Linked DNA regions of Homo sapiens: region 2 is linked to region 1. The links are chromatin loops, found by intact Hi-C in ENCODE. Cell type or tissue: endothelial cell of umbilical vein. All regions are shown on one strand. Links, peaks and the distances in the headings refer to the core of each region. The heading gives the core; the rest is flanking DNA.

Region 1 (8,377 bases), core at 300-8,299:
TTTCATTGATACAGTTAAGAAAATATTAAATAGAAACTTGTGATATAACGTGCTTCTTTTTAATGTATAAATAACAAGATCTAAGGCTGGGTGCAGTGGCCTATGCTTGTAATGCCAGCACTTTGGGCGGCCAAGGAGGGTAGATCATCTGAGCCTGGGAGATTGAGACCAGCTGGGCAACATGGCAAAACCCTGTCTCTACAAAAATACAAAAAATTAGCTGGGTATGGTGGTGTGCCTCTGTGGCTGCAGCTACTCATGAGGCTGAGGCAGGAGGATCACTTGAGCCTAGAAGGTCAAGGCTGCAGTGAGCTATAATTGCATCACTGCATTCCAGATTGGGTGACAGAGTGAGACCCTGTCTCAAAAAGATTAAAAAAAAAAAAAATCTAGAAGCACATCTTATAACGTAACTACTGTAGCATTGAAATAGCAATGATCATAAATGGTATTTTAAAATATTTGCAACAACTACAATGTGATATGAAAACATTTATATGTTCTATTGGTGAAAAGTTAGGTACAGTGAATACTAATGGTGCATACTACATTGGAGAAAATGTTGACAAATTTAGCGAAAGTTAATGTGTAATTTTTTTTTTTTTACCCCATTGAAGTTCAGAGACTCTCTGAATTCTGTCATGGTCCGCTGGTTAAGAAACTCTGGTTTAAAGGATGGTATATCCAGAAGGCATAAACCTAAAGAAAAATAAGTGGTATTTGCATGCAGGAGAATTGTAGTTTAGAAGTGGCAGCGTAGAGCTAGGAGAAGCTTTCCATACTTCAGGACCCCATGGCGATTGTGGAGGTGAGGGCTGGAGATGGTGGGGCCGTGCCTCAGTGAGCAGACTTGGCTCAGAAAGCTGTGTGGAAGGATGACGGAGTCAGGCCAGTATCCTTTGTGATAAGAAACTGTATGTATTTCAAATCAAACCCAAAAAGTAGAGGGAAAGAAAGCTGATGGTCTAGTAGAGATGATGTTTACGATAGGTGGAGAGGCACAGTGAAAATTCTTAGGAGGGTAAGAAACAGTGAACAGATAAAGGAGAGAAAAAGGACAGAGTAGTAATGAGTGTGCTACGGATGGGTCACAGTGAGATGAACTGTTTTTGAGGTCCTGGGCAAATACAGGCTGAAACCTGGGAGGTTTGGAAGCCCTTGAAGGCAGGCCTTCTGCAACCATCAGAGTAGCAACCTACAGCCTTTGCTCAGGTTTACAGGGAGAATCCTGCTGAGAAATTGTTGGATGACCCTGAAGAAATTTTACCCCATTTTAAATATTATGTTTGTGGTGGAGAAGCCTTGGGTTTGTGTTTTAACTTCTGATGTCTTTTTTTCATTTTCCTCCTCTCTCCCTGCTAGAGGATGGAACATATTCTATCCAGCTCAGGATAGAAAAACCTAAAGTCAAAATGAGACATTTAATAGCAAAGTGTGAAATAGTGTTGGGGGTTGGGGAAGGATTGGTGTCTTATAGTAAAATCATCAGATGCTATTCTTCCTACTTCTTTTTTTTTGGCGGGGGAGGGGGTCGGGGGGTTCCAAACACACAAAACCATATAAGAGTTGTCGAGTAAAAGCAAACTTTAAGAATTATTTTTTTAGGGCCGGGCGCGGTGGCTCACGTCTGTAATCCCAGCACTTTTGGGGGGCCAAGGCGGGTGGATCACGAGGTCAAGAGATCGAGACCATCCTGGGTAACATGGTGAAACCCCGTCTCTACTAAAAAAAATACAAAAAATTAGCTGGGCGTGGTGGTGCGTGCCTGTAGTCCCAGCTACTCGGGAGGCTGAGGCAGGAGAATCACTTGAACCCAGGAGGCGGAGGTTGCAGTGAGCCAAGATTGCACCACTGCACTCCAGCCTGGTGACAGAGTGAGACTCCGTCTTGAAGAACAAAAAAAAAAAAAAAAAAAGAAGAATTTTTTTTTAAAGACCAGACTTGCCATTCTATAATAACCCAAAGGAGGATTTGGGAGTATCTTCCAGAGTAAGGAAAATAACAAAAAGAAAACAAAGTAGCAAAATGTATATAGGGTGGGGGGTGGTTAATATGACTAGACAGACTTTAAATATATGTAACTTAATTTTTAGTCATTTGAAATGGATAGAATTAGGTCATTCTGATTGGGAAATGTATTAACTTTAAAGTAGATGTTTTTAATCTATCTGCACGGTTACTCTGATGAACGTTTTATTTCTTTAAACCTAACATTAAATGTGTTAATCAGTAGATTGATTCTCTTTGGCTTTATTTTTAATTAGGAGTTAGCCCTGCGTAGCCAGTTACCAACACTGGAGCAGGATGGTGGGACTCAAAATCCAGTGTCTTCTCCCGGGATGTCTCAGGAATTGAGAACAATGACGACCAATAGCTCAGATCCTTTCCTTAACAGGTTGGTGAAAGTTGCTACTGGTGAATATCTGAAAAGGATCATTGCTTTAAAATCATTCTGCTTAGTGCTTGTAATAGGCTATTTGGAACATCTGTGTGGGCCAAAAACCATAGCTGTAAATGAATCTCTCTGTAAATGGCAAGTACATGCAGAGTTGAGGATTAAAAGTTGTCTCCTGTGAGAGGAAGTGAACTGTTCAGACTTGTACAAGGGATACTTATTCAAAGTCATGACGTGTTTGCTTCTGCCTATACTGTTGACTAACAGTTACTTAAAATTACAGAATCATGAAGGAACATGTGAATGCCTTTCTGTGAAAGCAAATGAATTTCATGTTAAACCTACTTAGGATTGCATTATAAGGATCACTGGAAGGAATTTTCCACATAGCTATTCAAGCTAAAACGTTTCACCCAGCAGCACTGTAAGGCCTCATGTTCTTAAGGGCTATAGTCCAAGGAGATAAAATGTAAGGTTGTGCCTCTTTCAAAAATGCACTAAGATTAACGGCAGTATTTGAAAATAACATAGCTTAGGGATGCTTCTTAGTGAGTTACCACAAATCCTGGGTTTCAGACAGATTGCAATATTACATAAACTGCCATTTTGAAGTCTGTAAGCTGAAACAGGTCATATTCTTTGCCTAGGAAGTCATTTAAGATTAAGATTTAACTAAAATTCCTTCTTCTAGGTTGTGGAGTTTCAAACTTTTTAAAATATGGGATTAGTTTACGCTTTGGATTCCTTTTCTAACTGATTTAAATAACACACTTTCTTAAATACTCAAAGGTATTTTGCACTAGGAAAACTATTACACCACCTTTTCAGTTCTCACCAATTGAATTGGAAACTTAGTAATTCCAAGAGAAAATATCTTATCCTGCTAAAAGTATTTAGTGCAATAGAATTCACCATTTACTCAGTTTTTAAGATTAGTACTGGTGGCCTAGTTGGAAGGTTTGATTTTGAAGACCATCTAAAATGTATTTTAAGTTTGTATTTACTCTTCTGACATACACTTTAAAGTTCTAAAAGTAAGTGTATTTATATAAGATTATAGTTCTAGACTTAAACTGAGGCTAATTAAGAGAGGCATAGCCTCAGAACTTTTTTTCCAACAAGGAAAATTTCATATCCATGTAATTCCAGTACCTGTCTTGTTGAAGGGGCTATATTAATCCCAGGGATAAAAATTAGACCATTTTAAAAATGGATAGGCTGCATATCCTTCTGACAGTCACTTATGAAGATTTTTTTTCTTAAAACTTTTGATGAGAGCTGGGCTACAATTTGAGATTCTATTTTCTGGGAAGATCAGAGTGGCAGATAATCAGTGTTACTAATCTAAGGGCAGAATTGTATATGCATTCTCTGCAGTACCCCCAGTTTCTAATAATAACATACATCTGACTTTGACTTTTTTTTTCTTTAAAAAAAAAAACAACTCTTGGCTGGGCATGATGGCTCATGCCTGTAATCCCAGCACTTTGGGAGGCCAAGGCAAGTGGACCACCACCTGGGGTAAGAGTTCGAGACCAGCCTGACCAACATGGCGAAACCCCATCTTTACTAAAAATACAAAATTAGTTGGGCATGGTCACGCATGCCTATAATCCCAGCTACTCGGGAGGCTGAGGCAGGAGAATCGCTTGAACCCGGGAGGCAGAGGTTGCGGTGAGCCGAGATCATGCCGTTGCACTCCAGCCTGGGCAACAAGAGTGAAACTTGGTCTCAAAAAACAAAAAGACAAACAAAAAAACCTCTTGATGGTTTTTCCCTTGTTTACTATTTGATTTATGTATATTCCTTAAGCTCTAAATACTTTTTGCCCCAACTTGCCTTGGCATTGACTCTTAGTAGTAATGCTGAGTTCCCTTAGTTCCCTTTTACTTTTACCCTCAAAGCTCACTCAGATGTCCCCCTCCATGAAACTTTTACCCTTTACTTCTAAGCTCCCTGTTTGTTCTGAAAGCACTGTGCTTACATCTGAGTTCATATAGCCCCTAAATATGATTCATTAGTATATTTGTTCATTTCCCTCCTTGAAGTTGTGAGCCTCTCACAAAACATTGTTTGTAGGTGGTGGTGATTGTTAACCTCTTTATCCTCAAAGCCTAGTCTAATGCCTGTCATGTAGTAGCAGATGCTCAGTGAATGTTTACTGAATGAGTGGGGCCTGTAGGAAGTGGGGTTCTGCAGGGAGCAGTTCCTCACCAGGAAAATGGCCCTGTAAACTCTGTCCTCAGGAATGCCCATGTGCTTCCCCTGTGGTTTGGAATGAACTCTGCGCAACTCTGTAAGTTCAGTTATTCAGTAATAGACTAAAATGTCTGATGTGTGTCCCATGCTTAGCAGCCGAATAGAGTGATGACTAGGACCAGGCTCTTGTCCCAGATCAGGGCAGGCAAAATACAAACAAACCACATCCTGAGGCCTTCTCATATATGGCTGCATTGTATACCAATGGTCTCAGAGGCAAATGTGTGTTTTCTTGGATCTGTGTGAGGCTTTTGAGCCTTGGCAAAATCTGGCAGAAGCATTAGAGTAAACCAGTGATGGCAGTATATAGAATGAGGGGAGAGAGAGAACAAGGCAAATGCATTGCATCATTTAGGGAAGGCAGTTGGGGTATTGACTGAGCTTTTAGCCTTGAGCAATTGTTAAACTTGTTTTTATTTTTTAACTTTTATGTAAGTTAAATAGCTGCTTATTAAATGTACAAGCCGTAGAGAAAGTTGAAGTTCACACTCACACAGACCATTGAAGAATAACAGCTGCCTTGATTTTATGCGTTTCTCTAAGATTTTGTAGAGTTAGTAGAACTCAGGGAATGCCAGCTGATGTCTAGATGCTACTAGCTTAGGAAAGTGTTCTATTTCTCAGGGTAATGGATATTTACCATACTTTTAATGTAAATCTGGGAAACCTTACTTAGTCTAAAGTGAAAATCTGTGTTGGGTCATTTTATTTTCAAGGGATGTGCCTTGCAGTTTTTTGTTTTGCTCTTTTCTTTAACTGGAGCTATATGATTTCCCGTTTCGTTTCGTACTGAAGTGTTTGAGGCTTTTTCCTCCCCCGCCCAAACACAGAAGCAAGGAGATCAAGCCACGAGTATTCTTATCTTATTGGCAGTGACTCACCTATTTTGGCTCAGTCCTAAAAGGAATTCTGGTGGTTTATTTGGGGTTGATTTTTCCTTGGCTTATGTTCTCTGCACAATAGCTAGGAATTTAACTTGAGTCTAGTGCAGACCTGTCTCCTCGCCCACCTGGAGTTTGTGTTGTGACGTCTCTGTGCCACCACCACCTGGAGAATTGAGGCCTTGGGACAAGTAAGTTGTATGGGTTCCTCCGCACCCCCAGATTCAAATGATATTACAGAGAGGAGAATACTGATGCAGAGAATTTTCTGTCAGCCAGGAAAACTAACTGGGGGTATCTTTTTTTGTCCCTTATTGTCACCAAGCACAGAACCTTAGGAGAAATCTTGGTTCCTTAGAGCTGCCAGCTTCAATTAGGATTAACTTGTCTATTTCACTTCATAGCACAAGCCCTGTCTATGGCCCTGAGGGAGGGTGCTTGTTTCAGACATTGCAGGACAGGAATTTTCACTAATCCTCTTTGAGAATTATGTTGCTGCTCAGCAGGTGTTTATTTTTACCTTGAATTGATTTTTAAAATTTTTTGTGTTGGTCTTTAACTGTCATGTTTATGTAGTGGCACCTATCACTCTCGAGATGAGAGTACAGACAGTGGACTAAGCATGAGCAGCTACAGTGTCCCTCGAACCCCAGATGACTTCCTGAACAGTGTGGATGAGATGGATACAGGTTGGTATTCTTTATTCCTCTTAGTAACCTGACTTAACAGTGGGATATGTTATCACCAGGTCTCATAAGGTATTGTAAGCAAAGATGATTCAGAAGAAAACCAATTAAAATCCTGTAAATTTGAATTAAATTGATCCTGCTTTGTCTCTATACGGTGATTTGTAACTTGTCTTTTCCTAGTTTAAAAAAATATATATCATGGATTGGCCGGGTGCAGTGGCTCATGCCTCTAATTCCAGCATTTTGGGAGGCCAAAGTGGGTGTATTGTTTGAGCCCAGGAGTTCAAGACCAGTCTGGGCAACATGGTGAAACCCCATCTCTATAAAAAAACATACAAAAATAAGTCAGCTGTCATGGTACATGCCTGTAGTCCCAGCTACTCAGGAGGCTGAGGTGGGAGGATGGATTGAGCCCCGGTGATCACACCACTGCACTCCAGTTTGGGTGACAGAATGAGACCTCTTCTCAAAAAAAAAAAAAAAAAATCATAAATTGGATATATTAGCTCTATTTGAATAAAACTCTGATAACATGACTTATGTTAGCATGTTGATCTTAATTGGCAGGACAAACTGACAACCCTGTTAGAACATCTCTCTCCTTATAGATTAGTGTCCTTAATTTTGAGAGATGTCTACATGTAATTCAGTGTTTGTCTTCATCTTTTCTCTAAGAGTTTTTGGTCCACCTTAAGTGTTATGGGGCTCAGGAAACCAGGTGGGAAAGACTAGGAGGTGGGGCTCACTTACTTTGTTAGAATAGTTGCAGAAGGCCAGGTGCGGTGGCTTAAACCTGTAATCCCAGCACTTTGGGAGGCCGAGGTAGCCAGATCACGTGAGGTCATAAGTTCAAGACCAGCCTGGCCAACATGGTGAAACCCTGTCTCTACTAAAAATATAAAAATTAGCCACATGTGGTGGTATGCACCTGTAATCCCAGCTACTCGGGAGACTGAGGCAGGAGAATCATTTGAACCCGGGAGGCGGAGGTTGCAGTGAGCCAAGATCACACCACTGCACTCCAGCCTGGGTGACAGAGCAAGACTCCGTCTCAAAAAAAAAAAAAAAAAAAAAAAAAAAGAATAGTTGCAGGGGTCTTGCAGGAGCTAAGAAATACCTGCCTCACAGGGGTAATTACGGAAGCATTTCTCCTGTGGCTTACCTGGCAACCATTGCCCTAGAGTTGACAACTGCCAGAGTGCATGAATTGGCAGGGAAATGAAGCTGTTCTTTAGCTACCAACTCTTTCACTAACTGCTTCTATTCTGAAAGTGTTTAGCAAGGCTTTTGTGCCTGTATTCATCCAGCTCCTGGCTTTGATGCTTTCTAGAATCCACACTACCCCTCCTCTCTGATTATCTAGATGTTAAATCATCCTTAGGAGCCACTTCAAACCCATTTCACACACAACACCTTTACTTACTCCTCTAATCTGTATTGCTCTCTTCTCCAGACCCCTGTAGCACTTAATGGTTTATGTTAGTTTTTCTGAAAGTATGTTCTATTGAAGCTCTGAGGAGTGTTAATGTTGTCATATGCAAAAAAGGCTCTGTGGCCAAGTAAGTTTGGGAAACCTAGAAGCAAGGCTAGGAAGATGGATTTATTCAAAGCCCTCTGGGAAGGCTTGTTTTGCTGTTAGGAAGGTGCATCTCCTAAGGGTAGAATAAAGTATTCTTGCAGTCTTTCTATTTTAGTGTTTCCCAAAGTATATTTAAGGCCAAGGTAGGTCTATACCACTCATGTTTATGTTTAGTCTTATTATGGTGGTGCTTATCTGGAAGACAGGGTAGTGATGCTGTCGTGTTGTGTACTTGTTCTTTCTCCCGCTGCTGCATATAATTTTTCAAGGGCTTTTTTATTTTTTTCATGACTCCTTTAGTGCTCAGCACATAATAGCAATCAAGCTGTTATTGGATATCTGAACAATGTTGAAGCAAAAGTAAACTTGGCATTGTTATTTTGTTATCTGTGAGTTGTTTGACCTGATATAAATTCTAGGTATCAGTTTAGGTCAGTCAGGAGCGCTTTTCTTTCCCTGTGCATTTCTCTGTGCTCATATGATACAGCCCTGATGTTAGCTTTTCAAAAAGGACTTTGTTATCTCTGTGTGTTTCCACTAGGTGATACTATCAACCAAAGCACCCTGCCCTCAC
Region 2 (8,377 bases), core at 268-8,267, 54 kb before region 1:
ACCTGGAAAAGGTTCTAGAGGCAACACTCAATACATCCTTGGAAGAAGATTAATTTATATTCTTTAACTGTGCCATTTAAGTGGCAGGGTAAATGACAGCAAGCTTTGTGAAAGAATTTGAAAGGTGAAGAAGAGGAAAATGGAAAAATAAGAGGAAATGGAATAATGTATTAAGATAATGGTTGTACTTTACTTTATATTAAAATATTCAATGTATAAATATATGTATAAATAAGTCTAGTCTATTAAATTACTTGAGGTGAATGTCCTTTGAAAGTTAAAATTTATAGCTGGGTGCAGTGGCTCATGCCTGTAATCCCAGAACTTTGGGAGGCCAAGGTGGGTGGATCATGAGGTCAAGAGATTGAGACCACCCTGGCCAACATGGTGAAACCCCGTCTCCACTAAAGATTTAAAAATTAGCTGAGCATTGGTGGTGCACGCCTGTAGTCTCAGTGACTCCGGAGGCTGAGGCAGGAGAATCACTTGAACCCAGGAGGCGGAGGTTGCAATGAGCTGAGATTGTGCCACTGCACTCCAGCCTGGTGACAGAGCAAGACTCCATCTCAAAAAAAAAGTCATAATTTATAAGGCTGGGTGTGGTCGTTCATGCCTATAATCCGAGCACTTTGAGAAGCCAAGGTGGGAGGATTGCTTGAGCCTAGGAGTTCAAGACCAGCCTGGGCAACATAGGGAGACCCCATCTGTATTAAAAATAAAAATAAAAATTAGCCAGGCATGGTGGCCACACACCTGTGGTGCTAGCAACTTGGGTGACTGAGATTGGAAGGATAGCTTGAGCCCACGAGGTCAAGGCTGCAGTGAGCCATATTTGCACCACTGCATTCCAGCCTGGACAACAGAGTGAGACCCTGTCTCAAAAAAAAAGTTATAATATAAATTAGTTATTATATATAATAGCCTTTTGATGCCTGCTTAGGATCCGTAGTTTTTCTCCCCATATTGAGAGTTAGGTAAACATTTCATGATTTTTGTGTTCAGCATTAGAAAAGAAAGCCCTGGGGAGTGAAAAGTGATACTTCCTTAGCTCTATGTGTATGATATATATTAAATTTTTAAATAGTGTACTTGTTAACACTGATCCACAAGATTGCTGAATCTTCAAGGGACAGTAAAGTCAAAGTATATTCTGTGATAATCCAGAAATAACTGTATGACAAATGACTAGGATCAATAAAAGTTATGTCTTGATTTATATTAAGCAGAATCAACCCATTTATCTGCTTTTGAGAAATGTACATTTGATAACAACCCAAAGCCTAAATGTCTTATTACAGGTACATTTTAGAGAATTCATTATTTATATGCTTTAAAGTTAGAAATTGTTGGGATTTATTTGACAGTTCCCAACTCTACCAATGTAGCACTTTCAGATTTCTCTATTATGAAAAACTGTGAGGATTTCCTAGGAAATACCTCAAGATGGGTGGAGAAAATGCCCTCTTGATCATGAAAGGTGATACGTGTTAGAGGAATGTGCTAAGCACCTTCCTTGAAGTGGGGAAAAATGTTCAGAAGCAAGCAAAGTGAGTAGTATAGAGCTGCCTTAAGGTTTGCCTCTTGTGTTCTCCTGCCTGCCTGTGTAATATCTCTCAGCACTGAAGATCAAATGAGAGATTGTTACCAAGAAAAATGAGAGAGCTAGAAAATAGATGTGAAATATAAAAATGATGGGTAAATTACACATTGATTTAGGTTTTAACTTTAAAAAGCACAGAGAGGGTAAAGATGTGAGAAGTTGCAGAACCAACAGGGTTGAGGTGTTGGTAATTCCTGCTTTATGTGCTGTAATTCAGAAACTTTAAAGTTTTACTTTTCACCTTTGAAACTGAGAGACAGTTTACATTAAGGGTTAAGACCAAGGGCTCTGGAAATCCCATGGACCTGATTTGAATCCCAGGCGTCATCTATTGTCCATGAAATCTTGGACAAGTTACTGTATCTACCTGTATTCTTCACTTAGAAAAATGAGATAATAACTCATAGGGCTGTTGTGAGCATTAAATGACAGAATCCATATCACATAGTTAAAATGTATTATTAATAGTGTACAGTGCCTGGTATAAATGTGATAAAATAAATGTGATCTGATATTTTAGAATTTAATCAGTTTGTAATACCTGGTAGCCACTGTTACTTTGTTAAAAATCTGTTACCACACTATCTTTGAAGTTATGTTTATCTCTGTAGGCTTTTTATCATCAAATTGAGGTCATTGGCTCTTCCAAGTAGTTGGTTCCTGATTCTTCTAAAAGTTCTGGATTATTATAAGATGGAAATTGTCAGTCTGAAGTCACAATATATGGGAAAAGACTATACTAACGGGAAACCTAATAGCAGTGAACTATAACAAAGCCCAAAGTCAGAGCAATGAAGAGATAGTGTATTTGACTAGTTACTCTCGGGCTTGTATTCCAAATACCTTTTTTAAAAACTTTTAAAATAAAAACACTTATTTTTTTTGAACAAAATTGCTGTTTTCTTTTTCCCATCTAGAAGTTCAGGTAAATTAAGAGAAATGGCCCTATAAAATGGAAAAATAGTATAAGGAAAAGCATAATAATCTGGAATCAATATAGCCAATCCTTAAGAAGCTTGGTTTGTTTTATATAGCTTGTGGCTTGATTTATTTGATGATTAAGTTCCTGAAAAATGATAATATGGAAACAACCACCATTTTTCTTACTTAAAACTATGGCCAATCCATTTCATTTTAATAAAATATGCCAATATGGAATATGATGACTTAAATTTTTTCTTTTTGAAATAAAAAAAGTAATTCAGTTATAATATCCAGCTTGCAAATGGCATTAGCTTGTAATTATTGTATCTACTCTAGTATGGGAGTTCTTCTGAAGTCTTTGTTAAACCCAGTGATGGCTGATAAAGGCACTTTCTAATCATCGCTCTTGACTTAGCTGCATAATGAAGATGCCACTCGTGTCAGGGCAACTAATGGCTTTGATTTTACTCTGATGGTGAGAGCCTTTCACTTCGTCTCCACTGGGAATCACTCTGATGTTGTTTAATTCCAGTCATGATTTTTACAGTATTAATTTCTTCATTCTTTGTTTAAAGAAACCCACATTCATTATGCTGAGATGTGGGTATATAATTACTTTGTTTTTCAGTAGCTGCAGATCAGTATTTTTTTTAATAGTGCCACATATTTTTAAAAGATTATTTCAGTTTGAGTATCATGATTATCCACAGTAACTATCTAAATCTCAAATGTGTTGAGGAGTACTGTGTTTTGTATGCTTAGTTACATGCTTGATTATTCCAGATAAGGTAATTCTTTCCTGTCCTCTTTGCTTTACTTTAGAGATTATCTTCTAAAAAGGGGGAAACATATAGAAACTCAAGACTGTTGAGTGCTCTTGACCTGATCTTAGAGCACAGATATCAAATATTTTAAAAAATTTACTAGAAGCCTTTGAAGTAATCATTTGGGATAGTAAAGTTCATTTACATTTTGAATGTTATTAAGATTTTAAGGTAGGCCGGGTGTGGTGGCTCACACCTATAATCCCAGCACTTTGGAAGGCCGAGGTGGGCACATCACCTGAGGTCAGGAGTTCAAGACCAGCTTGGCCAACATGGTGAAACCCCGTCTCTACTAAAAATACAAAAATTAGCCAGGTATGATGGTGGGTGCCTGTAATCCCAGCTACTCAGGAGGCTGAGACAGGAGAATCGTTTGAACTCGGGAGGCAGAGGTTGCAGAGAGCTGAGATTGTACCACTGCACTTCAGCCTGGGATACAGCCAGACTCTGTCTCAAAAAAAAAAAAAAGAAAAAAAAAATTTAGATCCATGAGTATCATTTCTACCAGCTCTCTTAATAAATGACTTATTACATATTGGGGCATAAAAATAGAAGTATTTGTGTTCAACTTTTCTTCAGTGATTATTTGTAGATTTTTGGAAACTTTGCTCAGCTTTGGAGTAGAGAGAATGAGAAAGAGATTAAATTATTTCCATTTAAGAACCAGCTCAAATGCCTGTTTTATTCTCTTGATAAGTGTTGGAATATTATTTTTGTCTTTCCCACTGATTTCTAAATCCTTCTGGTTACTCTATTGCTACAATAATTTTATGACTCATAGGAGGAATATTTGTGTGAAAGATTAAGATGCTAATTCTTTAAAAATGATATTCATAGACTACCATATATAGTCAGCATAAGTGAAACAGAATAAATCTTGCAACAGTACTCACAGTTTTCCAAAATAAGGTTTTCTTTTGATGTTAGTAAGGTAAGGAAGTGGTAAAACTTTCTTTAGGTTAAAATCTTAATGAAAGGTATTAATTTGAGCAGTCTGAAGTCTAAGTGTGCTATTTGTTTTTCCTTCGGCAAAACTTTACAGAAAGCTAATCTTTAATAAATAAACTTAGTAAACTAACTCTAAGCCATTTCATTGAGTTAAAATCTAAAGGACTTAAGTGGCACTGAAGAAAGTCTGAAGAGTTGCATATTAGTAGGCTCACTGAGCTTGTACTTGACCTTTTCTTCTAGAAAGTTCTTACAGCTATAACCTGACAAACAGGAAAATGATTTTTTAAGCAGTTTCATAGTTTTACCTTGAGATAATAGTATTTTTCCCTTCTTAAATCATTCATTCTACAAATATCAAATGCCCTGCTTTATACTATGCCCTGTGATTGCAGAATCAAGCTAAGACAGACTTTTTTTATATTACCATAAAAAATGTTATGGCAGGACCAGGCGTGGTGGCTCACACTTGTAATCCCAGCACTTTGGGAGGCCGAGGCAGGTGGATCACCTGAGGTTAGGAGTTCGAGACCAGCTTGGCCAACATGGTGAAACCCCGTCTCTACTAAAAATACAAAAAGTTACCTGGGTGTTTGGTGCCGTTTGCCTGTAATCCCAGCTGCTTGGGAGGCTGACACAGGAGAATTGCTTGAACCTGGGAGGCAGAAGTTGCAGTGAGCTGAGATTGTGTCACTGTACCCCAGCCTGGGTGACAAGAGCAGAACTTCTTCTCAAAAAAAAATAAAAGAAAAAGTTGTGGCAGATGTATGCACTGAGTGCTGAGAAAGTAGAGAGAGAGGAACACATGAGTCAGTAGTGGAAAGGAAGAACAGTGAAGAATTTTTTTTTTTTTTTTTTTTTTTTTTTTGGACACAGGGTGTTGCTCCACCACCCAGGCTGGAGTGCAGTGGCACGATCACAGCTCATTGCAGCTTCAACTTCACGGGCTCAAGTGATTCTCATGCCTCAGCCTCCCAAGTAGCTGGGACTACAGGCATACGGCACCATGCACAGCGTTTTTTTTTTTTTTTTTTTGGTAGAGACAAAAGGTGGGCATGGTAGTGTATGCCTATAGTCCCAGCTTTTTGGCAGCTTTTCTGGGGATTACATGTGTGAGCCACCACACTCTGCCAAGACTTCTTTAGGGAGGTTCATTGATTTCTTTATCCAAATATTGAATACAAACTATGTGCCAGGCATGGTTCTAAGTTATGAGAACGGATATACAATGAGTCAGATATTAAAAGTGGAAGAAAGAAAAATAGACCAGTTATGGTCAGAGTGATAGGCTGGGGATGGAGGGAGATGATAGCTTAGATTACCTTCTCCAGTGCAGGTCTCTGTAATTGACGTCTTTTGAGCAGAGATCTGAATGAACTGAGAGTGAGAGCCATGTGAATATCTGGGGAAGGGAGAGAATGCTTCATGCATAACACAACAGCCCGTTCAGAGGCCCTGAGACATGTTTGGGGAACAGCAAAAAGGCCACTGCAGCATGAACAGAGTCTGTGAAAGGCAGAATGGGGCTGCATTACAGTGGTGCTTGTAGGTTTTGAACAGAGGAGTGACATGGTATCAGTAACTTTTTAAAAAATAGGGAGATTACTTGGAGGGCAGTTGCAGTAACCCAGGGAGAGGATGACCAAAGTGGTGGTGATGAAAGTGATTGGGTTGAGGACTTGAGTACTAGTGGACGAGTGGGAAGTTAAGTTAGAAGAAAAGGGAAGATAAAAGTAGCTAGTAGATGGGCAATTACTAAGCCCTGGAACCTCTAATACCATATTGCTAGTGGTAAGATGATGAGCAATGAGACTGAAGACCACCTCAGAATGGCTTTGTGTCATAAGCTAAGAAGTTTGAGCCTTGTCCTGAAAATGTTGGGATACCATTAAAAATCTTCTTTAGGGGTCTTCTGCTATGGTTTTCCCTATTTTTATTATCTGATCATTTGAATTTTGAAATCCAAATATCTCATTTTCTTATATTTAAAGCTACTTCCTTAGGTATAGTATACATGAATTTTTAATGTTTAATATATCATTGGACCAAAATGGTAGAACTATTCTAAGAAAGAGTAGGGAACTGACATTTAAGCACCTACTGGGAGCCATGACCTGTGTCAAACACGTGTTTTAATTCTCTCAATGATCTATTGAGTGTTCATCTCTGTTTTATAGATAAAGAAAGTGAGCATCAAGCAGGTAAAGGAATTTGCCCAAGGTTAGAAGGCTAATAAATATTGGATCGATCCAAGATTTGAGCCCAGGTCTGTCTGAATCTAAACCCTTTATAGTCTCTAAACTATACTGTCTTTCTGGAGTTGAATATGAAACTAAAGTCATATGAATTTTATTTATAATGTATCAAAGATTTTTTAATCAAGTAAGCCACTGAATAGTACTTTTGCTATATTGTTAAAGTTTGAGTTAATGGTACCTCTAGAAAAGGTTGAATCATACAAGCGGTCCTTGTTAGTCTTTGGTATTCTAGAGTAGTGCTTCTTAATTTGTAATGTGTCAAGGAATTACCTCGGGATTTGTTCAAATGCAGTTCTTATTCAGTGGGTCTGATTTAGTAGGATTGGGACCTGAGATTCTGCATTTCTAACAATTTTCTGGTGATGCTGATACTGCTGGTTAAAGGAGTGCACAAATAGAATACTGTTGAATGGCTTAAACTTAAATCCATAGAAATATCCTTAGAGATCATTTTAGCATTCCTATTTTAGGCTGGAATGAAACCTTTACTGAGTACCTAAATACAAATGAGTGGTTCCATCATTTCATGAGCTCTTATTTAATATAAAAACCCTGCAAAATATATGTTACCTACTTTTTCTTAAATCTATTATTTACAGGCCGGGTGTGGTGGCTGATCACGCCACTCCCAGCACTTTGGGAGGCCAACGCGGGCAGATCATGAGGTCAACAGATCGAGACCATCCTGGCCAACATGGTGAAACCCTGTCTCTACTAAAATACAAAAATCAGTAATCCCAGCTACTCGGGAGGCTGAGACAGGAGAATCGCTTGAACCCAGGAGGCAGAAGTTGCAGTGAGCTGAGATTGTGCCGAGATTGCGCCACTGCACTCCAGCCTGGTGACAGAGCGAGACTCCATCTCAAAAAAAAAAAAATCTATTATTTGTAAAGGCACAAAACAAGTCTCTGAGAGATTGCAACTTCACAAAGACCGATCATACTTTTCCACAGATAGGCTCTTAATCATGTCAGCTCAGCAAACTTTGGTTGTATTTGGTGGCAGTGCTAAGTCCTAGGGATACAAAGACAAAAAAGTCAGCGTCTCTACTTCTTGAGTCTGTTGAGAAGAGAAGGATGCAGGCAAATGATTGGGGTACAGGGAGGCATCTGCTATAAAGAGGACATGAACATAGTAGTTGGGGCACCAGTATGCTGGTGCATAGAATGCAGGTAAGTAGTAGTGCCAGAATTCCAATCTAAGCCTTCATATGTATGGTCCACAGTTTCATCTTATTCTACCACACTGCCCATTGTAATCCAGAAGGGGCTTGGATTCATCAGCGTGTTCTAGTAGTTTGGCAGAAGAATCTTCTAAGTACCTATAGGACATGGGTGAACCTGAACTCAGGATGGGGTGGGCAGGATGGATTAGCCACCAACCACTCTTTGTTTGCCCAAAGCTTATTTTCATCAGTATGTTTATAGTATCATTAGTTTGGGAGGCCAAGGCGGGCAGATCACCTGAGGTCAGGAGTTTGAGACCAGCCTGACCAACATGGTGAAACCCCGTCTCTACTAAAAATACAAAAATTAGCCGGGCATGGTGGTACACCCCTGTAATCCCAGCTACTCGGGAGGCTGAGGTGGGAGAATTGCTTGAACCTGGGAGGTGGAGGCTGCAGTGAGCCAAGATCGCGCCACTGCACTCCAGCCTGGGTGACAGAGCGAGACCTCGTCTCAAAAAAAAACTTATTTCTTTTACCAAAACTTGATGTATAGACTGCCTTTTCTTCAGTAAATGTTTATTTTCCCATATTCGGCTTATCAAAGCCACAAAATAAGTTAGTGATAATAATATAGTCATGTATTGCTTAATGACTG

Evidence for each region. Peaks named below come from ENCODE experiments on the same cell type or tissue, not always from the same donor. Only the 100,000 strongest peaks of a DNase experiment are listed, where the experiment ranks them.
Region 2: it touches region 1 in a loop (2.5-fold over the local background); 6 of 110 quality-filtered maps call a loop at or near these places.

The regions. Positions count from the first base shown.
Region 1 is chr11:102,221,358-102,229,734 of GRCh38, forward strand. It overlaps YAP1 (Yes1 associated transcriptional regulator), which reads left to right. Exons shown (of 9, transcript NM_001130145.3): 7 at 2,265-2,395; 8 at 6,112-6,224; 9 at 8,345-8,377. Among named protein-coding and RNA genes, the nearest start is that of BIRC3, 92 kb to the right of the region's middle. In endothelial cell of umbilical vein, for the core only: no CTCF peak of the experiment used is centred there; DNase peaks (open chromatin) are centred at 4,664 and 5,424; H3K27ac peaks cover 1,579 bases.
Region 2 is chr11:102,167,165-102,175,541 of GRCh38, forward strand. All of the region lies in intron 3 of YAP1 (Yes1 associated transcriptional regulator), which reads left to right. Among named protein-coding and RNA genes, the nearest start is that of YAP1-DT, 61 kb to the left of the region's middle. In endothelial cell of umbilical vein, for the core only: no CTCF peak of the experiment used is centred there; a DNase peak (open chromatin) is centred at 4,097; H3K27ac peaks cover 994 bases.